Linked DNA regions of Homo sapiens: region 2 is linked to region 1. Evidence: chromatin loops called from intact Hi-C (ENCODE). Cell type or tissue: psoas muscle. All regions are shown on one strand. Links, peaks and the distances in the headings refer to the core of each region. The heading gives the core; the rest is flanking DNA.

Region 1 (11,108 bases), core at 1,619-9,618:
TTCTTGCCCCTGAGAATTCCTTATCTGTGGTCTGCACTCTCCCCCTGCCCATGCAGCTGGGAAGGCTGACATTGATAGAATGGTCTCCAGGCACCCCTGGCCTTGGAGGTGGGGTCGTCCCCGAAAGACAGTTCTGACGCAGGCCGTGTGGCCACGTGCTTCTTGCAGATGGAGCTGTGTGGGCGAGCTCCTCCCAGCTGCACAGTTTGATGGATAGATCCTTCCGATTTCCTCTTCTACTTGAGTTAAACACCTACTCATATTCAACTGGCCAGAGCTGCCAAGTCCCACTGGGACGCGGTGAGTCCAACAATCTCCCGCACAGTCCTCCTGTTCCGGCTCTGATACCGGCTGACGCCTGAGCTCGGGCGGCCAGGCCCCCGGGACCTCTCTTTTCTCCTGGCTGAAGCAAGAGACAGTCAGTCCCTCGAGCCTCTCCCAGAACTGTCAGCAGTCCTTGCTTGTCTGTGATTTAATTCAACTTTATTTTCAAACTGTTCTTCCCTGGCAACCTAATAAATCAGCATCAGAACTGGAACACACTCCTGAGGTTACTCCTTGATTCTACCCCAGGTGCCATCAGCTGCCTGTTGGACCCGTTCTCCCGCTCACCCCCCGTTTCTCCTTCTCCACAGAGTGTGCCGTCTGCTCAATGCCCTGGATACAGCGGGTGCTTCTCAGAGGAAGCTGAGTCTACCCCAGCTGTCAGGGATACACCCTCACTAGTCCAAAAATAAGGTTTGCTGCAGAGTTTCTGGGGAAGGATTTTTGCTCTAAAAAAGACATACGGAGAGATTGAGATTTTCCCCTCTCCACTGGATTTCGTCTACTTAGGTGCAATGGTGTGTTCTTACACCTAGCCTGAGAATGACCACACGCAAGTTGGGGCAAGCTGAGTGACCGGAAGGAGCAAAGCTGAGTGACCGGAAGGAGGCAGAGTCTCAATCTCACACAGTCCAAGTCCCACACAGCCCGAGTCCACACAGCCTGAGTCCACGCAGCCCGAATCCAAGGAGCCTGAGTCCACACAGCCTGAGTCCCACAAAACCTGAGTACCTCGCAACCCAAGTCCCACACAGCCCGAGTCCACACAGCCCAGGTCCACACAGCCCGAGTCCCACACAGCCCAAGTCCCATGTAGCCCAAGTCCACACAGCCCGAGTCCCACAGAGCCCACGTACACACAGCCTGAGTCCCAAACAGCCTAAGTCCCATGCAGCACAAGTCCCACGCAGCCCAAGTCCACACAGCCTGAGTCCCACACAGCCCGAGTCCACACAGCCCGAGTCCCACGCAGCCCGAGTCCACGCAGCCCGAGTCCCACACAGCCTGAGTCAACACAGCCCGAGTCCCACACAGCCCGAGTCCACACAGCCTGAGTCCCACACAGCCCGAGTCCACACATCCTGAGTCCCACACAGCCCAAGTCCACACATCCTGAGTCCCACACAGCCTGAGTCCACACAGACCGAGTCCACACATCCTGAGTCCCACACATCCTGAGTCCACACAGACCGAGTCCCACACAGCCTGAGTCCCACATAGCCCGAGTCCCACGTAGACCAAATCCCACGCGGCCCGAGTCCCACGTAGACCAAATCCCACGCAGCCCGAGTCCCACGCAGCCTGAGTCCACACAGCCTGAGTCCACGCAGCCTGAGTCCACGGAGCCTGAGTCCACACAGCCTGAGTCCCACACAACCTGAGTACCTCGCAACCCAAGTCCCACACAGCCCGAGTCCACACAGCCCAGGTCCACACAGCCTGAGTCCCACGCAGCCCAAGTCCCACGTAGCCCAAGTCCACACAGCCCGAGTCCCACAGAGCCCACGTCCACACAGCCTGAATCCCACACAGCCTGAGTCCCATGCAGCACAAGTCCCACGCAGCCCGAGTCCACACAGCCTGAGTCCCACACAGCCCGAGTCCACACAGCCAAAGTCCACACAGCCAAAGTCCCACGCAGCCCGAGTCCCACACAGCCAAAGTCCCACACAGCCCGAGTCCCACACAGCCCGAGTCCACACAGCCTGAGTCCCACACAGCCCGAGTCCACACAGCCCGAGTCCCACAGAGCCAAAGTCCCATGCAGCCCGAGTCCCACACAGCCTGAGTCCACACAGCCCGAGTCCCACACAGCCCGAGTCCACACATCCTGAGTCCCACACAGCCCGAGTCCACACATCCTGAGTCCCACACAGCCTGAGTCCACACAGACCAAGTCCACACATCCTGAGTCCCACACAGCCTGAGTCCACACAGACCGAGTCCCACACAGCCTGAGTCCCACATAGCCCGAGTCCCATGTAGACCAAATCCCACGCGGCCCGAGTCCCACGTAGACCAAATCCCATGCAGCCCGAGTCCCACGCAGCCCGAGTCCACACAGCCTGAGTCCACGCAGCCCGAGTCCACGGAGCCTGAGTCCACACAACCTGAGTACCTCGCAACCCAAGTCCCACACAGCCCGAGTCCACACAGCCCAGGTCCACACAGCCCGAGTCCCACGCAGCCCAAGTCCCACGTAGCCCAAGTCCACACAGCCCGAGTCCCACAGAGCCCACGTCCACACAGCCTGAGTCCCACACAGCCTGAGTCCCATGCAGCACAAGTCCCACGCAGCCCGAGTCCACACAGCCTGAGTCCCACACAGCCCAAGTCCACACAGCCAAAGTCCACACAGCCAAAGTCCACACAGCCAAAGTCCCACGCAGCCCGAGTCCCACACAGCCAAAGTCCCACGCAGCCTGAGTCCCACACAGCCCGAGTCCACACAGCCTGAGTCCACACAGCCCGAGTCCCACACAGCCCGAGTCCCACACAGCCTGAGTCCACACAGCCCAAGTCCCACGCAGCCCAAGTCCCACGCAGCCCGAGTCCCACACAGCCTGAGTCAACACAGCCCGAGTCCCACACAGCCTGAGTCCACACATCCTGAGTCCCACACATCCTGAGTCCCACACAGCCCGAGTCCACACAGCCCAAGTCCCACGCAGCCCAAGTCCCACGCAGCCCGAGTCCCACACAGCCTGAGTCAACATAGCCCGAGTCCCACACAGCCCGAGTCCACACAGCCCAAGTCCCACGCAGCCCAAGTCCCACACAGCCCGAGTCCCACACAGCCCGAGTCAACACAGCCCGAGTCCCACACAGCCCGAGTCCACACAGCCCGAGTCCCACACAGCCCGAGTCCACACATCCTGAGTCCCACACAGCCTGAGTCCACACATCCTGAGTCCCACACATCCTGAGTCCCACACAGCCTGAGTCCACACAGCCCGAGTCCCACACAGCCTGAGTCCCACATAACCCGAGTCTCACGTAGACCGAATCCCACGCAGCCCGAGTCCACACAGCCTGACGCCCACACAGCCCGAGTCCCACACAGCCTGAGGCCCACACAGCCCAAGTCCGAGTCCCACGCAGCCCGAGTCCACACAGCCCGAGTCCACACAGCCCGAGTCCGAGTCCCACATAGCCCGAGTCCCACGCAGCCCTGCTGGGCGATGCACTCATGACATGGGGCGTGTGATTTTCCCACTGCAGCTGCAAAAACCACACACATTTGGTGGCTCAAAACAACACAAATCTACCATCTTGTAGTTCCGTGGGCCAGAAATTAGTCCCACTGGGCCCAAGTCAAAGTGTCCACAGGGGTGGCCCCTTCTGGAGGCTCCAGGAGAACCCCTTCCTGCCTGTTCCAGCTTCCAAGGCCACCGTGGTCCTCGACTCCTGGCCCCCGCTATCTTCAGAGGACATCGCTTCAACCCCTGCCCCTGACACCAGGGCCCCTTCCCTCTCCTGAGGTCAGCGGCCCTCTGCCTGTCTTTTCCAGGGACGCCTGTGATTAATTCGGGAAATTTAGGGCCCACCCAGATCATCAGGGTCATCTTTCCTCTGTGGGCCCTTTCCTCAATCACATCTGCAAAGTCCCTTTTGCCACGCAAGGCCACATCCCCAGGTTCCAGGGATCAGGGCGTGGCACCACGGGCATCAGATTCCAGGAATTAGGGCGTGGCACTGCGGGCATCAGATTCTGGGAATTAGGGCATGGCACCGCGGGCATCATGATTCAGCCTTCCACACTGGGTAAGCCGTGTCCTTCATGTTGAAGTTGTGTGCATTCTGACAGGTACAAACCTTCCATGTTAATTTCTTCATAATTAAGGAAGAATTTCCAATGGCCTCTCACCCAAGCCATGCTAAAAAGGTGAATTAATCAGGCCTGCCAAGCGCCGGCCATTGCTGCCACCCATGCCCTCCCTACACTCAAGCTCCACGGTCCTTGTTTAGAAAATTACCTACTGCCAGGCTGTGGGCATCTGCAAGACAGTGAGTGACATTCATTCAAAGAAAATACAAGAGCCCAATACGGGAGCCATGAGTCACCTGCTGTCACATTTCCACAAGACACCCATCTACCACCCACTGCCAGCAGGGCTGCTGGACTCCACGATGTGGTCACGTTTCCACCAGACACCCATCCACCACCCACCGCCGGCAGGGCTGCTGGACTCCACGAGAGTGCGTGAATGACAGCATGAGCTGGTGCCAAAACTTTCCGTTCGGAGCCTCATGGGCTTTCAGCCGGTGACCGCCCAGAGCGGCCCTGTGGCCTGTGGACACATAGACAGGTTTTCTGCCCAGGATGGTCATAGGTCTTTAATTTTTCCTGCTTATTATTTTTAATCTGGAGAGAAACCAAAAATGATGGCTGGTGCAGGGTTGGATTGAGACGCAATTGTGACATAGGTCCATTTGAAATGCTCCCGACCCCCCTGCCTGCCACTTTCTGTCTGATGCCCCTGGCTGCATGCGCTTGCAGGTGAGCCCCCCGCCTGCTGCTTTCTGTCTGACGCCCCCAGCTGCATACGCTTGCCTGTGTTGTTCATAACGCCCGGTGCTTTGCTGGGTAACGTCGCCAAGGGTTCTCCAAACCTTCAGAAGTGCCCTACGCAGCTGTTACTCAAACTAAAGGGCTGTGGCAAATTAGGTAGAACCAGGACCGTGAAGTCTGGGAGGTGAAAGCTTTAGGGGAAAGAGGCAGGAATTACTTTGTGCTGGGCACGTGTGAGAGCCTAAGAATTCTGTCATGCACTCGCTGCTTATTCCACGTAATTTAAAATTTAAAATCCTGGTGAGCCGGCATTAATGTCCTAATTTTACAGACATGGAGACAGGATTTCACAGAGGCTAACTCCCTTGTTTAATGTCACAGAGTCCTGTGCTGGGATTCAAAGCCAGGGCTGCCCAGGTCAGCTGATGGCAGCAAGTTCTTCAGGAACTCAACCTACAATGAGTTAGCTTTGCTTCTGAAAACACCACTGGAAGGCCACCATCAGTGGCGTATTTTATGGACACTCTCCACCCCCATCCAGCTGTGGACACAGGGCCGTAAGCCTCAGTACCCCTGGAAGGCCACCATCAGTGGTGTATTTTATGGACAGCCCCCACCCCCACCCAGCTGTGGTCACAGGGTACTGAGCCTCGGTACCCAGGGAGAACATGGGGCGGACTTCTCCGTGATCTGATCAAATATTTGGTCAGCTTCCAGGACAAGAGGTGACCCAGCAGATGGGGTTTAGACACTGCAATATTGGTGCTGAGGAGACATTTTGCACGGGCCTTCAGAAGGAAGGAGAAAGTGTGGACCATTTGTGTGTGTGTGCATGTGTGTGTGTGCGTGTGTGCGTGAGTGTGTGCATCCATGCATATTTGCATGTGTGTATATTTGCGTGTGTGCATGTGCGTGTGCATGTGTGCGTGCGTGTGTGCATGTGTTTGTATGTGCATGTGCGTGTGTGCATGTATGTGCGTTTGCATGTGTGTGTGCATGTGTGCACGTGCATGTGTCTGCATGCCTGCATGTGTGTGCATGTGTGTGCATGCGTATTTGCATGTGTGTGCGTGTGTGCATGCATACATGTGTGCGTGAGTGTGCATGCATGCATATTTGCATGCGTGTGTGCACGTGTGTGCGCATGTGCGTGCGTGTGTGCACGTGCATGCATGTGCATGTGTTTGCATATGTGTATGTGTGCATGCGTGTGTGCATGTATGCGTGTTTGTGTATGCATGTGTGCGTGCGTGTGCATGCGTGCGTGTTTGCATGCGTGTGTGTGCATGTGTGTGTTTGCATGCGTGTGTGTGCATGTGTGCATGTTTGCATGTGTGTGCATGCATGTGTGTGCATGCATGTGTGTGTGCGTGCGTCTGTGTGCATGTGTGTGCGTGTGTGTGCACGCGTGCATGTTTGCGTGTGTGTGCGTGCGTGTGTGTGCGTGTTTGCATGCATGTGTGTGCGTGTGTGCATGCGTGCATGTGTGCGTGTGTGTGCATGCGTGTGTGTGCGTGTGTGTGCATGCATGTGTGTGCGTGCGTGTGTGCGTGTGTGTGCGTGCGTGTGTGTGCATGCGTGGCAGTTTTAAGTTACTAGTTTTTAAAGTCAGCACATTTTCATTGAATCAACTTGGTCAAAATCTATTACAGAATTTGGAACCCATTAAAGGAAAGTTCAGTGAGAAGCCCGTGTCTTCTCTTGGTCAACAATGGAACTTCTATGGAAATACTTAGGCAAAGACTTGAGTTTCCTTTGACCAACTTCTGGTGTTGAATCTGCTGAAGCTTGATAGGAATTTGATCATTCTCGGTTAGTAGTTTTTTTCTGGGTGGAATTGCTTTTTCACTACCTGTGTGTAAGGGGAGGAATCATCTGTCCTAAGGACCTGGTGGAAGCTGAAAGGGGCTCTGTTGGTTTCTACATAAAAGTGAAGAGTAAGTCTGTCCCTAAACTGCCTGGGCAGAAGGCCGGCTTCTCCCGGCAAAGGCCACGTGACACATGGAGAATTCAACAGCAACACTGAGTAAATGTGTTGGAATCTCACATTTTAGTTTCCCAGTTACTGACTGTGCATTCCCACATTTACAATTATTGAAGTACGTTCAAGAATGTAGAGTGTGAGCTTTATATAGTCTTGAGCAGTGCCCTGCTTTTAAGAGTGAATTATTTTTTAAATGGAAATGAGACTCATCTCTCCTGGATCTGAAGCTTGCCGTCAACTACCAGGACCTGAGACTCCCCCCGGCGCTTCCCATTTTCCTCAGGAGGAAGCCCTGTTGTTTCAGTGGGTGTGTGGTGAAGGGCAAGTTCTCCTAACGTGAACGTCATTAATGAAAGTTCTGCCATTTTTCTTCTTCTTTGTGAACAGCCCTTACCTGGTGAGCTGGGGAAACGGGGCCACAGGGGAGTCAGGCCTATGGGGGTGTCCGGACAGAGGGGCCGGGTGCGTGAGCCTTCCGGGGTGCCTCCGCCAGGCTTGAGCATTCTGTTAGTCCGGGCAGAGAGAACATGCTTTTCTAAGTCAAAAACCACTCATAAATCATGGGTTAGGAGTTACAACATCACCACAAATCCAGCGCTGCTCAGAGTTAAAACACGTCCTCGCCCCGCACACGCACAGGCTCTCTCTGTGCCATCACCATCCATCTGGTCTCCGGGGCCCATTTCTGGAATGTGAGGAGACAAGAGTTTGGGGCGCGCTTGCCGCTGTCCTCACGGACTCCTGGGGCAGCCCCAGGCACCCGCGAGAACCCGCCCCCCCAACCACCGGCCAACTTGGAGGCAACAAAGAGTGAATCAGAAATGCATGGCTGACATTTCCCTGAAAATAAATATATGCTAAAAAGTTAAAGAGAAATGTGGTTGGCCAAATGCATTTGGGGTTTTAATCAAACCAAAGTTATGTGAAAAACAGCCTGAAATACTCAAGTCACAGAGGCCTCAGGCGAGGGTCCATGAAGTCCCCCTCGGCACTCGTGTGTGGGTGGGACAGGGCCGGTCCTGACTTGGCCCCCTCCTTCCTCCCTGGGGCTTCTTCCCGGGCGCACAAAGCCAGGCAGGGTTAATAATGTTTATTACGTGCTTTGATGAGACGCTGTCTATTTGAAGCAACTAAGATCAGTTTATATATTGAATCTGAAATAAACATACCCATATGAAGATAATTTTTTTTCAAATTTTCCTTCTTTCGAGAGGCCCAATATAATCTTTTTGCTGCTTTACGGAGACTGCACACGTCCTTTGAAAGCATTGAGGAGGGAAACAAAGCTAAGTGGCTGGTGGAGCTGCCCCCGCTGAATCTGGGCATAATTCCATCTCAAACGAAAGTGGGCGGAAGAGCTATGAAAACAATTTTGGAAAGGTGGCCGGCTGTGAATCAACACCTTGGGGAATATTTAGGAACCTCACTGAATTTGCCTGTGGACATAGCAACTGAGTGTCCCAGCGCACATGTAATATCGTGAAGTTGTCCTGTCCCGAATTCTGATGCACAAGAAAGGGCAGGAGCAGAGGCCTGCGTGGTTCGTGGATCGCCCAAGTGCCAGTTCTGCCTTTGCTCTGATGCCAAACCAAGGAGGTCTGCATTTTCATCTGGGAAGGGGATGGAGTATCTGTGCCCCTGGCAGGACCATGTGGAAAGCCTTCTGCTCCACCCGTGGGAAGCCAGACCATGGTCTTGCTCACATTCTGAGAGACAGGGACCTTTGGGGATTGGCACACAGAAATAATTCGGATGCATCCTCCCAGCAAGCAGGGCACCTCTGTGTCTGCCGGTGGGTCTGGCTCTGGCTTTGCAGCTGCAGGTCTTGCAAAGCCATGGGAGCTGCCTGCCAAGCTGCTGGTAGCTGGAGGCCTTGGCCGAGGTGGGCTGCAGTGCATGTGCCCGCACAGGTGTGCCCACCCAGGTGTGCCTGCTCAGGTGTGGGGCTTGTCTCACACACTCCTTGTGCCAGTTTTTCCTCCCAGCTGGAAGTCAACAGGGACAAATAGCCCCAGGCCCCTTAAACTGGAAACTGTCAGTCACCCATTCCTCCTGGTCTGAAGTGTGTGAGAGAACATGGTGCTTTGTACACACATGTGAATGTGGACAGCATTGCATGTGTGTCCCACGTGTCCCATGGAGGCTGCTGGGCTGTTACAGCCGTTCTTGCAGAAACAAGCTGAATTCTTGCTTTCAGGTTATAAAAAAGACCTGGCACTGCACTGGAGGTTGTGGGACCTTCTGCTAACATTTGGCCTGGGGATGCTGGAAGATCCCTAACCCTTGGTGAGACACCCTTGGAGGCTGGCTGAGGGCACCACCTTCCTGTGAGTCCCTACCACAGCCTGGCAGCGCTTCCAGCCATCTGGCTGGGCTTGCCGCACACCTGGGCTGATCCCTGTCCCTGACTGGGAGCCACACTTCACCCAACAGCTTTCCTTTCTCTTTTAGGAGGGGTGAGGGTGGAAGGAAAGACAGGTTTGATTGAAAACCAGGTGGACTTTTGCAGATTTATTTTTTAATTTTGCATTTCTTTGAGTCACAGAATCCAAAAGTAGTTTTGTGGATGCAAACACATAATTAAGGCAAACAGCAGCAAAGGGGACATGAGGGGTGGAGCCCCCTCTCCACCACTGTTCACCAGCATTTCTGTGACCCAAGGGGACGTGAGGGATGGAGCCCGCTCTCCTCCTGTGTGCACCAGCACTGCTGTGACCATTGGTGTCATTCTTCTTTAATGGAGGGTCCTGTGCTTGGCTTCAAAGGCCTCCTCCAGCTGGGCCACCTCAGGCAATTTCCTGCCTGGTTTTAACTCATCATGTGTGTGTATATCATGCGTGTATGTGCCATGTTGTATATGCAGGGCATGTATGTATATGCCACGTGTGTACTCGCCAGGTGCATTTACGTCGTGTGCAGATGCCGCATGTGTATACACCACGTGTGTATACATGTGTGTTCATCGTATATATGCATCATATACATTTAAACTAAAGCCCCTGCAGGCATGTGCTGGTCCACCCCTGCCTTGAGTGCCTGCACACATCCAAGTTCAGGGCTAGTTCTGGGCAGAACTGGGGTCTCGGGGGCTTACCCCTGTCAGGGCTCCAGGGCTGGGGAGCCTTTCCCATCCTGAGTTTTAATTCAGTGCAGGAGGTCCTGGAGGTCTTGTGTGCAGGCTGGCCACCTCCTGAGCATTGAGTCTTCAGTGGGTGACGTTTACTGAGGTTCCCAGGGTGGGACTGCGCAGCCACCATTGGTGAACACAGAGCAGGACCTGCCCTGAAGGAACCGCAGGGGATGGGGCTGTGTCCGTGCCAGCCTTGCAGCTCTCTTCCTCTTCTGTCCTCAGAGGCCTCGCAGGGCAGTGGACGGCCAGGGCAGTGTGAGGAGATGGGGACACATGTCAGCAGGGGCCGTTGGGTGGAGGAAGCCGGCAGGATGCAGGCGTCCCTCCATCTCAGCTGCCCGTTGTGTAGAACTGGCCCAAGCCTGGGGCCTTCTCTCTGTTTAGCCTCTGTCCCCAGCAGAGCTTCTCAGGCCTGTGGTTCCACTTGTCCACTGAAGGGGCTCCATCAAGCCTGGAGGTCCCCAGGGAGGAGAGGGTGGCCTAGCTCCGGCCACCAGGCCTGCCTCAGAAGGGAGAGCCCTGCTTTATCTATTTTGTTTGTTGGCATTTCTGGGCAAGATTTTTTTTGAAGAAAGAAATCTGAGTCTGAGGGTAAAAAAAAAAGTTTGGAAACCTCTACTTTAGGTTTTCGATGATGGCTGTGTACTTACTGTGCTGAAGTAAATGCTGCTTTGCTCCATTGTCGTTCAGCTCGGCATCGTCAATCGTCGCTCTGTTCTCGTGACAGCTGCTGGCCTCGCAGGCAGGATGTCCATACGGAGGGTCGCCTGCTGCAGCGGGAGCCGGCCGACCACACACTCGGGCTGTGCATTCAACATCGCCTCCGTCAACTGTGCCCTGGAAGTGACTTTTGAGTCGACAAACCAAAAACTCAACAGCCAGTAAGAAACTAAGCTACTGTAATATACAGAAAATACCCACATCACATACAGAGACAGAGCGTTACCTGGGTATATTAAACTAAACTCAGTCTTTACAGCTTCCATCGTATGCCAGCTCTGTCCGTTACACAACTTGAGGACAGTCTTGGTCTCTGCCCTTGAAATGAGATTGGTTGAAAGAATATTCTGTTGTTTAAAATATTTTAATTTCCTGTAATAGCATCGCCATGTTCTGGGTGCACATGAAAAGTTAGCCATTTCCCAAAATTATTACAC
Region 2 (11,108 bases), core at 1,377-9,376, 320 kb after region 1:
GCTTCCAGTCTCCTCTTCCTACCTGGGAGCACTAAGCAGAGGAACCAGAGGGGACTGGGGGTGCAAGATGTGCAAGGAGCTGAATCACATTCATCCCATGCATTCGCTAAACAGACTAACTCATACTAAAAACATGAAAGCAAATCTCACAAAGAATGCTGTTTCTTTTCTATCATTACAAAAAAATCAAGGCACAAAGTATTCACCCGATGGTCAGCTCATGCTAAGTACTGGTCTTCTCTTTACTTTGAATATGGGAAGAAATTCCTGCATCCTCCATGGCTGCCGCTTTCCATGGCTGTTGGTTGGTGCAGGAGACAGACACAGCTTTAGTGTTGCCATAGGAGCTGGCCACCTGGAGAATATTAGGCTTAATTAGCACTTTGACATTTCCCAGGAATTTAAATACACTTGACTCTCACTCCATGTGTATTTTTCTGACCCTGGGGAGGCTGGATGCCAGGGTTCTCTAGCAGACGCTGGTGGCTCCGGGTGGCATGAGCTGGAGCCGCCTTCAGCACCCTGCCAGGCGCCCAGCCTGGATGAATGCATCTTTTTGAGCCACTTTTTGGCTTTCAGAGATTCTGAGGACACCACCTCTCCCTGTTCTCCTGAGTTTTCAAGGAGAGGGTTTTTACTTGGAGCCAGGACAAGAACACTGCCGCGTCTCAGCCGTGCCAAATGAGAACCACATGCAGGAGGCGTCCTGGAGAGCAGCAGACTCGCGGCCTCCTGGCTCCTGGCCTGGCAGCTCCTAGGATGGAGACAGCAGTGCTGGCTGATCGTCCAGCGCAGCATGGGGAGCGGGGCAGGAGAAGGGGCAGGAGAGCTTGCTACTCCTTTTCGTGGCTGTTTTTGAAAATTTTGTGACACTTTTTTTTAATTCCTATAAAATGAGAAATGAAAATTCCATTCATTTTCAGTGTTTAAATGGGAACTGTAATTCTACCCTCTGATGATGTAAAAACAAATAATTCATTAAAATGGGACTGGAAAATGTTGCCACCTCCTGATATTTAATCCATATGTTTTTGTTTTGTTTTGTTTTGTTTTGTTTTTTGAGACCGAGTCTCACTCTTTCTCCAAGGCTAGAGTGCACAGTCTTGGCTCACTGCAATCTCCACCTTCTAGGTTCAAGTGATTCTCCTGCCTCAGCCTCCCGAGTGGCTGGGATTACAGGCGCCCACCACCATGCCCAGCTAATTTTGTATTTTCGTACAGACGGGGTTTCATCATGTTGGTCAGGCTGGTCTGGAACTCCTAACCTCAGGTGACCCACCTCAGTCTACCAAAGTGCTGGGATTACTGGCATGGGCCACCGCACCCAGCCTTCCATATGTATTTAATTCAGAAAATGTATTAGGATGGAAGTTTCAAACAGGCTGAAGAAGGGAAAATGGAAAGTCACTGGTGGATAAGGTCAGACACCACTGTCATTCCACCACAGGCTCTTGGTGGCAGGGGGATTGAAAAGGGGGCCCCCACCCTCTGCATCCAGGAACAGCACACCTGGGCGGTGTGGCAATGTCTGGCATACAGGTGTGTTAGAGGCTGAGCAGGTGAGCAGAGGTGCATCTGTGCCTTTGCACACTGCCTGCGTCCATTGCCCTGGCCTGCCGCCCAGAGCCCTTCCCTTGAGCACAGCAGCCCTCCTGCCAGCTCCCTGGACCCAGTGCCCTTATGGCCTGGAAAGAAAATCGGTTGCCCCTCTTGCCAAGCAAAACACCTCTCCTCTCCTGAGTCATGCTCCTGAGGTGTCGGGAGGCCGGGACCGAGTCCAGTCATTATCCTCCCCCTAGCACCGCCTTCCCCCCACTGATGAGGGCAGAGGGGTCTCACAGCTTCTCCTTGTTCCTCTGCTTCTCCCCACTCCTGAGCCTCTCCCCATTTCTCCGCCTCTCCCCTGTTCCATCTGGCAGCACCATGACATGGTGGAAATAATGCTGGGACTGGAGACAGGTGGTAGCCCCCAGGCCTCTCTCTGTGTGGATAGCCTGGAGCCCTGGTTGTGGGCAGAGAATAGACTGGGGCCAGACTCAGCACAGGTGTGAGGCTCAAGGCAACGGGCCTTGGGAAGTAAGCAGGGAGGGCATCATGGTGGTGGCTACCAGCCTGGGCTGGCATGGAGAGCTTGGTCACTGCATCTGAACCTGTCTTTAACACAGAACTATCTCGACATCCATGGTGCTACCTTAGAAACCAGCCTTTGCTAGAACAGGTAGACGGAATCTGCCTTCTGTATGCTCTGAGTGATTCCAGAGACTGCCACTCTAGGCATTTTCCTACTCGTGGTCCAAAATTGGTCTTTCAGGCGAGTCTAGTTAGGAGACAGCAAGGTGACATGAGGGGTTAGGGGCTGTGTCACTCCAGAACTCTGACCTCCTCCACCTTTAGTCACTGTGTAACTTGTTAAATGTCTCTCCCCGCATTTTCTAACTACTGAAATGGAGATGAATGTCCACCTGTTGGGGTGCTGGGTCGTTTACCTGGAACTGGGTGTGGAGTGCTTAGCGCTCAGCAGGGGCTGGGTTACTGCACCGAACTCCAGTTCCTCCTCCACCACTAGTGCCCTTCCCTGCTCCAAGCCACCAAGCAAACCATCACCTGGGAGAGGCGAGCTGGGCTCCTGCCCTGTTGGGGCACAAGATTCGGGCAGGACAGAGGCTCCTGGACACCCTTCCCCATCAGGCCTGCTGAGAAGACGACCCACGAGGGAAAGCCCATGACCACACTATGTTCTCCAGTGTTGAAGTGACGGGAGACACACCTGGGTATAGAATGGGTATTCTCCCCACATCAGGAGGGCGCGCTCACTTGGATGCTGGCCCTGCTCAACGGCCTCGTGTCCTGCAGCTTCTCCCCAGCATAGCCGATGTGGCATGGCTTCCGTGGTGTTCCTGCTGTACCTCTGCATGTTTGGGTGAGCACTGCTGCACCCCCCCATTTGTCTCTCCTAGATTTGGAAGACAGCGCTGTCCACACTCCTCTCTGTCGTTCATGGATTTGGGGGACAGCGCTCTCTACCCCCTTCCTCTGTGTCATTTGTGGATTTGGGGTACAGCACTCTCTACCCTCCTCCTCTGTGTCATATGTAGATTCACCTCCTCCAGCAGGTACCTTCCTTAAGGGCAGGGCCTGAGTCTCTCACACACAGTCTCGGTATCTGGTGCAGTTAGTAATTAATATGCACGTGGCTGGAGCGACTAGTTCAGCCTTAGGCCATCGCCAATTGAGAGTCCAGGTTGCTTTCAACAACAATTCCAGAGCTTCAGGTCTTTTCCCCAGAACTTACAGATGGGAAAAATTGTCTCCTGTGAAACCAGTTCCTGGTGCCAAAAAGGTGGGGAATGGCTGCCTTGCATGGTTCCCTTTGTCTTTTTGAAGAGATGATGTTTTCCCAAATTACCTCGTGACTAAGTGCCACCGTAGTTTATTAGGATTTCTGTGTAAAATGCTCCTGAACATGAGGACAAAAGGGCCTCATGAAGCCTCAGTAGGACTGGACCCCTTCTCCCAGGAAACACTGGGATGCGAGCAGATCCTAGTGCCAGCCCTAGCCTTGCTCCCCTGTCAAAGGGCACGCTGCCTCACCCTGGGTGGGGGACAGGTGGTCTTTCCTGCATTGCTCTTCATTTTGGTAGCTTTCCATTCAGCCCTGAAGGCCTTGCCTTTTCTCACCATCTTATCAGTATAGCTGATAGCCCAAGACCTCAGCCAGTCCTGCCACCATTGACATTCTCCTGGGTTAGCTGATAGCCCAGGACCTCAGCCAGGCCCTGCCACCAGTGACCTTCTCCTGGGTGCCCCTGGGCTTTTCATATTTTCTTTCCCATCCTTCGCTTGAGTGCAGAGGGCTCCTGGTTTCATTCCTGTGACCGCATCCTCTCACTCTCCTCCCATGACTCTGGTTCCATTTGCCATTCACACTCCAAACAAGCGTCCTGCACCTTTTAGCCAAATGTCCTTCTGGCGATATTGTGATCCTGGTAAGAGTGGAGAAATAATAATCCACCCACAAACTCTCACCATCCAGGAGAAAGAAAACTATCCCTGTCCTCCTTCTAAACATTGCATAGAATACACATAGAAATCAAAAGGGTTTTTTTGTTGTTTTTTTTGGAACCAAAACATGAAGCAGACATGTTTTCCTTTTCCATTTTCCTTTGGCCACAAATATTGAAATGAAAATGGCAACTGAGCTCTAAATGTAAAACCCACCAAGAGGTGGTAATAAACTGTGAAGCATTAGCCTTCAGTCTTCAAACTGAGAGTTCAGCCTTTCCCTGTCAGTTCAGCCCCACGTGGGGTGCAGGCCTTCCCTGCACTGGCAGGAAACTGAAGTAGGAGCAGATCTCTTCATTGGGCTGTGAGATGGGGCTGCAGGCTGTGGGGGCTGGTAGATGTTTAACAACCGGCCCCTCTCTCGCACACACCTCTCTCCACACACAAAGAAGACAAGGAAAAAATAAGTCCTGGTTTTCAGCATCTACCAATTTCAGTGGTATAAATACTTCCACGTTGGTTGGTATCAAGCCTCCAACATGGCATCAATCAACACACAGAGTTCCTTAGAACTTGACCATTGCCTCTGGGCCACTGGCGTGGGCCTGCTGTAGCCCGGCGAATTGTGAGCCCAACCAGGGTAAAGCTGAACCTGGGAGTCTTCCACGGGCTTCTGTGTTTTTGGCGTGTTTCCTGGAAAGGGGCATCCTGGCTCTGACCTCATTTTCATGCTTGGCTGTCAGCTGAGCTGTGAGTGGAATGAGGGGCGGGCCCGCCACGTGGGGAGGGCAGTTGCTGTGGCCATCTGGATGGTGGCTTGGGTCACGTTTGCAGGGCTAATAGAATCTCATAGAATGCAAAGCTTGAGGAGAACTCGGTCCGCTCTGGCCGCGGTTAGATCCCTCCGCAGGCACAGACTATTGCTGGTGCCAGAGATGCTCCTCTCGGGGGGCACAGTGAAGCCGGCAGGGAAACCAAACAGCCTGAGCGTCTTTTTCGGGGGCTGGGATTGAGCAGCTGCGCTGCGATGATCCGCTTCCACGCACAAGGCCACAAACATGGCTTTGGAGCCCACCATACAGTGACTCCTTTGACGTAGAAGTAACATTTATTAAGGAGAAGAACACTGGCTCTATGTATTCCCTCAGTCAGTGGCTTTTTCGCCTGAGACCCTTAAGGAATCCTCTAGGAACAGTCTGCCATGGGCTTCTCTCTTAAGGTACTCCCCCCTCCTTCATGACAAAATAATAATAACTGCACCTCACAGGCAAGTGGACAAAATAATCTTAACTACACCTCACAGGCAAGCAGCACTCTGGCACTGGCAGAACACTTGTTATCTAATATGTCCCATTTCGCGTTTGCAGCAAGACCGCAAAGCTTACAGTACATTATGCATTTGGAGACCAGAAGTGGCCCGAACCCCACAGGGCACTGGACTGGAGGGTGGAGCTCCCATGTCAACCTGGAATCCCCCTCCCAGAGGCTCCTCCCAGCTCCCCAGCCCTCCCCGCTGTGACCAGCAGGGCAGAAATGGGGACAGAGGGACGGAAGAGGAAACACAGTCTTTTTTTGTTTTTATGTATTCTGGAGTAAAATGTACATCCAGCTCTTATTCTTAATAATTTGGACTAAGAGGCTTTACAATTATCCTCTTGGTTCCAATGCACAACTATTTGCTAAACTTGCTTACCTACAGCAAAGCCGACCCTCACCCCATCTCTGCATTCTACTGCATTTCACCACCTCTGCTAATAACCATCACTTGGAGTAACACAAGTGAATAAAAGCAAGGGTGGCAGCTTCTTTCCTGAAGGCAGCTGAGGACACCACTGACCCAGGCCCGTAAGACTGGAAGGCTCCCCATGGCCTGGGAACTCGAGTGGGAGCACTCGGGATGCCTGGGGCCTCTGCTTGCACTACATCATCAAGTCCGTTTGATGCATCTCCAAAAGGAATATTATTGGCCATATTTTGCAAATGAGGAAACTACTAGAAAGTGTAAGAAAAGTAAACGTACACAGCGCCCCAGGGCAGATACGGAGTCCTCTAGCAAGCAGCACCCCAGGGCAGGCACAGAGTCCTCCAGTACGCAGAGCCCCAGGGCGGGCACGGAGTCCTCCAGCACACAACACCCCAGGGCGGGCACGGAGTCCTCCAGCACACAACACCCCAGGGCGGGCACGGAGTCCTCCAGCACACAACACCCCAGGGCGGGCACGGAGTCCTCCAGCACACAACACCCCAGGGCGGGCACGGGGTCCTCCAGCACACAACACCCCAGGGCGGGCACGGGGTCCTCCAGCACACAACACACCAGGGCGGGCACGGGGTCCTCCAGCACACAGCACCCCAGGGCGGGCACGGGGTCCTCCAGCACACAGCACCCCAGGGCGGGCACGGAGTCCTCTCTAGCACGCAGCGCCCAGGGCGGGCACGGAGTCCTCTGGTATGAAACACACGCTCTGAGCTCAGAGCCACTTCTCAGATTCACACATCCCATTGCCTGGATGACATGCCCTGTGCTCTTTCTCCCATGATAAACCTGACATTTTAAGGATAATCAGGCTGCTTTTTACGGTAAGTGATGCAGAAATGGCGCCTGCCTTCACCTTCATAGCTGCTGCTAAGAAGGAGATTGTTTTATTGTGATGATGATTTTAGAAGGTGTTGATTTACAAACAAAAGTAGCACCGCCAGATGGCCCTGAGGTTTTCATGGGGTACCAGTGACACATCCCATTAGCAGGCAGCACAGTGCAGGTGGTGAGCGCTCCAGTGCAGCACCAGACTCGCTTGGGGTTGAGTCTTGGCTCTTACTGTATCCTTGGGCCCGTAGAGCAGTCCCTCAGCATTTCTGGGCTTCCATTTCGCCATCCATAAGACATTCCTAATAGTTTATCACAGAGTTGTCAGGAAGGTGACAAAACCCACAGCCTTCGGTCTGGAGGAGCGCAGGAGCTGGTGAAGGACGACCCGTGTTTGCATTTTTTAGATGATTGCCGTGAGGACCACTTTCTACTGCACGAGCAGGCAGCGTTCTGGCAGCTGCTGGGTGTTTTGATTCTCGCGTAACCCTCCCTATGCCTTTAGTCATTGAGTTGAGGATATTTATTCATCAAACTTGTACCGGAGCCAGAGTCCTCAACAGATGAGGAGCCACCGGCGTTTTGCTGTCCCGTGTGTTCTTGGTTGACGGGCGTTTTGCTGTCCTGCGTGTTCTTGGTTGCTCTGGGCACCTGTCGGGAGATGCTGCCCGTTGACTCCGCAGGACGCTTCCCTTGGGATGAGTTCTCAGAAATTAGCCAATGCTGCTGCCGCATGGCCCCACGACTGGCCTGTGCCAGGCTTTCCTGCTGACCAGTTCCCTGAGGATGAAGAACCCCAGGTGAGCATGGCAGTTCAGGGGAATTCTCAGTTCTTAAAACACGTGTCTTCTCAGTTCAAGACACATTCTTGAAACTTTCTAGGGCAACGAGGGTTCCTGTGTTAGCCACTGCAGGGCTCGGGGAGCTTGCTCTCCAAATCACGGCACTGAGCTGGGCTGCGACACGTGCTCAGCTCCTGGGAGCACCTCTCCAGGCCAGGAGGGTGCACACGGGGCTGCTCCCCACACCCACCCGTGAGGATCCCCTGAGTTCCCGGTGGGAGCTGTGCAGACCACTCCTGGGTTTTCATGCCTGTCCCTTCAAGATGGCCCTTCTCCTGCCAGATCTGCCCTTGGATCCCTGAACCTTCCTAACTCTTTACAGACACAGCGAATGTGAGTGCTTCGAAAGCTACTCGTGAGTCTTTTTGAACGTGCATCCCTGTGTTCTGCTGCTTGCTGTGGGCAAGAATTTTCTGACTGATTGTTGTGAGCAGCATTTATCTTTGAAGCTGCCATTTTACTTTCTGAGACATAAAGTGGTAATTTCATAATGGAATTGTATTAGATCTTTATAACTTTCTTTTTTTCTTTTTTCTTTCATTATTATTATACTTTAAGTTTTAGAGTACATGTGCACAATGTGCAGGTTTGTTTGTTACATATGTATACATGTGCCATGTTGGTGTGCTGCACCCATTAACTCGTCATTTAGCATTAGGTATATCTCCTAATGCTATCCCTCCCCCCTCCCCATTTGCTTCAGTTGCCTCTGCATCTGTGCAGGGAGCTTTATAAAGACATTAAGGAAATACTGCATTTGGCATTTGAAAAGTCTCAAATGTGCAGATTTGAGATGGGTTCAAAGGTACAGATTGGAGATGCTGACACAGTTTCTATGCATGGATTCACCTTCATGAAGGTACTTGTTAGAGCTTCCTCTAGAAGTGTCAGGGATGCCACCATAATGCAAACTGTGGTTTTGATTATCTCACAAATTCATCCCACATCTAAGACAGGCCAAGTAAGAGGAGATGCCAGGTTTCCTGTGGAACACAAGCATGATGGTATGGAGAGCCTTACTGTTTGTTTTTCCCCAGATGGAATAAAATTCCCTGGAGTTTGAATTCTCAGAAGTAAGGTGTCAGATTCCAACCCTTTCATATCCCCCAGGGCCACAATTTTAGAGACAAAATATGCTTAGCTTCTGGGGTAGATGTGAGATTTAGCCACGGTTCAGTGCGTTTGAACACGCATGCCTATACGTCGCTGTGGCCTGGCTTCCTCTGAAGAGGATCTCACCTTAGCTCCCAGAGGTGAGTTAACTGGACGTAAAACAGACAGGTGCAAGAAGACAGTCATTCATGGCGGCATGAAAATACATTTTGTCTAACGTCACCTTTAAGTCATGACAGAATATGAGAGGAAATCAGAGGGACCATGCTGTCGTCCTGGGTGCAAAATAAAAGTCGAGTTTCGTGGGTCCTGGCCATTTCTAGGACCAGTTATATTTTTGATGAAGCCACATTGGATGTTAAGTAAAGTACGCTCTTTGCCTGTTTCTGGGTAATGGATCTGGAGGGATTGGAATACATTTTTTGTATTTTTTCAAAATATTACAATGGGCATGATAATTTTTAGCAAGAATCAGTGAAGTAATTAAAATAAAAACATTTTATGCTTTATGCTTTTCTAGAAATTGCCATTTTGTTTGTCAACCCTGTGATTTAATAACTCAATGCTTGAATGCTGCTGCGTGATAATGAGGGAAAAATGGGAATAGGAGACATGTTTGCCGTTGGGTGTGGAGTGCAAAAACACAATTGTGATTTGGCCAAAGAACAGCTCACTAGCAAATATCTACCTCCAGGGAAAACCGAGTTCACTTGCTCTAGCAAAGCTGGCTTCATGGACTGATGGGAAGATTAAGTGGTTAATTTCCATAAAGTCTGGAAGAGTGCCTGGCGTAGCTTAGGCACATCAATCAATGTAAGTTATGCTTGTGGTTATTAAAATATTGACATAAAAATGAGAGTATGCATTCAATGTCCTCTTTATTTTTAATCTTTCGGTGTCTAAAATAATGACATATTGCCAGTAATAAATTCAGCATGAACACTTACTACAGCCACTATTTAAATTCATGATATCAGTTACATAAATATTTTTGCGTTTTCACTTAGTACGGTCTTTTCATTTACTAAATACCTCTCTGGAATTATATTTATGATTTGATATTTCTGTTATGAGGAAGAAGTTGTGGAGGTCAGTGTAGGGCAGTTAAGAGAAGGACTCTGAGACAGAACACTGATGATAAGCCTGGGCCACCCAGGCAAGGATTTTCCATTACTTTTGGACCAGTCCACTGGCAATAGCATTGCTTTGGCAACTCTGAGGTGACATCACTTTGTCTCTTGTTCTCTGGGTTTTCCTCTTGACATTTATTAGGGCAGTGGACTTCTGCTCGACATCATCTTGAAAGTCTAGGCTTGTTATATTGTGTCATAAATAAATATAACTGCTATTTCCAGAAAACAGAGACACAGTCAGTTCAAAATTAGAAATTGAATGGAAGCTCCATGGAGAACCAGTGAGATGTCGCCATGATGTAAAATTTGGAAGGACAGATCCAGCCACAGGGAGACAAAGTATGTGTGAGAGCAAAGGAGCCGCTGGTTCCTGAAGTCAGGGTTGCAATCTTTGGGGAAATGTGTGGGTGGATCCGGGCAAGGTGATGGAACTGGGAGACCTGGCTAGGTGAGTGGGAGACTCTCTTAGAGCCGTGCAGTTTGATGGAAGGGGGCGTGGGGCACGAGGCGGTGGACAGAGGGCAGGATTGGGAGCACCTGGGGCTGCTACATGGAATGCTGGCTCTGTGCCATCTACCACCTGTGACCGTTTTCCATCTCTAAACCCAGATCTGTCATCTTGCAAGGCCCCTGTCACCAGCACATGCCGCAAGGTCATGGCCCCTGCCCTCCCGCAGAGGCTGAGATGGAGATGCAGAGCCCCCCGTCTGCTCAGAAGAAGGACGCAGAACATGACTTGCTTTGATGATTTCCAATAAACTTCCTCGCTGACTTTCCTCTCATCTCTTCCCCTCCCTCCTTCATTGTGTCCTTTCTCAGTTGAAAGCAGGAAAGGCAGGCAGGGAGGGGTCTTCATGTGGGGCCCTGGGAGGTGGCCAGTCAGGGGTCAGGGAGGCATTTGCTTTTGAGTTGGAGACTGATGCTCACTGGAAAACTTGCCTTTGACTCTCGTCAGAACTCTTCACAGGGCTCCAGTGGGTGCGGGTGAAGGGGCCTCCTGGGGGAAAGTAAGGGAGCACAGAGCAAATTACCCAAACACCACACCTGCAGATGCACTCTATCCCTCAGCCAGCCTCATTCCTGCCCAAGGTAACAGAGCCAGCAGGTCCTCATCACGGTGCCATGGGGACGTCCGCTCTCCTGCCCACCCCCACGCAGGTGCTGTGTGTCCCAAGTCCACCCTCTTCACCCTGGGATGAAAGAAAGGCATGCAGGAAATTCAAGGGGCCAGCTGGCTCTGAGGCATCATTGCTGGACACTGTTTTTATAACAACCACTGAGCGAGATGGTTGAACGCCGCATGCACAGAACTCCACCGGCTGAATGGTCTGTGGGCTGGGATTTGCATTCAAGTTCCATTTCCTCACAGGAACGGGTGAACTGAGTTTCATAATCCAAGGCGACCTTCTCAAGGAAGCTATTGCCTTTGGT

Evidence for each region. Peaks named below come from ENCODE experiments on the same cell type or tissue, not always from the same donor. Only the 100,000 strongest peaks of a DNase experiment are listed, where the experiment ranks them.
Region 2: it touches region 1 in a loop (33-fold over the local background); 4 of 110 quality-filtered maps call a loop at or near these places.

What each region holds. Positions count from the first base shown.
Region 1 is chr6:168,377,408-168,388,515 of GRCh38, forward strand. No RefSeq gene overlaps it. Among named protein-coding and RNA genes, the nearest start is that of SMOC2, 58 kb to the right of the region's middle. RefSeq lists enhancers at 5,632-6,133, 6,134-6,633. In psoas muscle, for the core only: no CTCF peak of the experiment used is centred there; a DNase peak (open chromatin) is centred at 7,465; H3K27me3 peaks cover 1,050 bases.
Region 2 is chr6:168,699,413-168,710,520 of GRCh38, forward strand. LOC105378143 (a long non-coding RNA gene) reads left to right here and starts at 6,444. Exons shown (of 3, transcript XR_943296.3): 1 at 6,444-11,108. LOC105378142 (a long non-coding RNA gene) reads left to right here. Exons shown (of 3, transcript XR_943294.3): 3 at 1-996. RefSeq lists an enhancer at 2,212-2,713. In psoas muscle, for the core only: no CTCF peak of the experiment used is centred there; no DNase peak of the experiment used is centred there; H3K27me3 peaks cover 483 bases.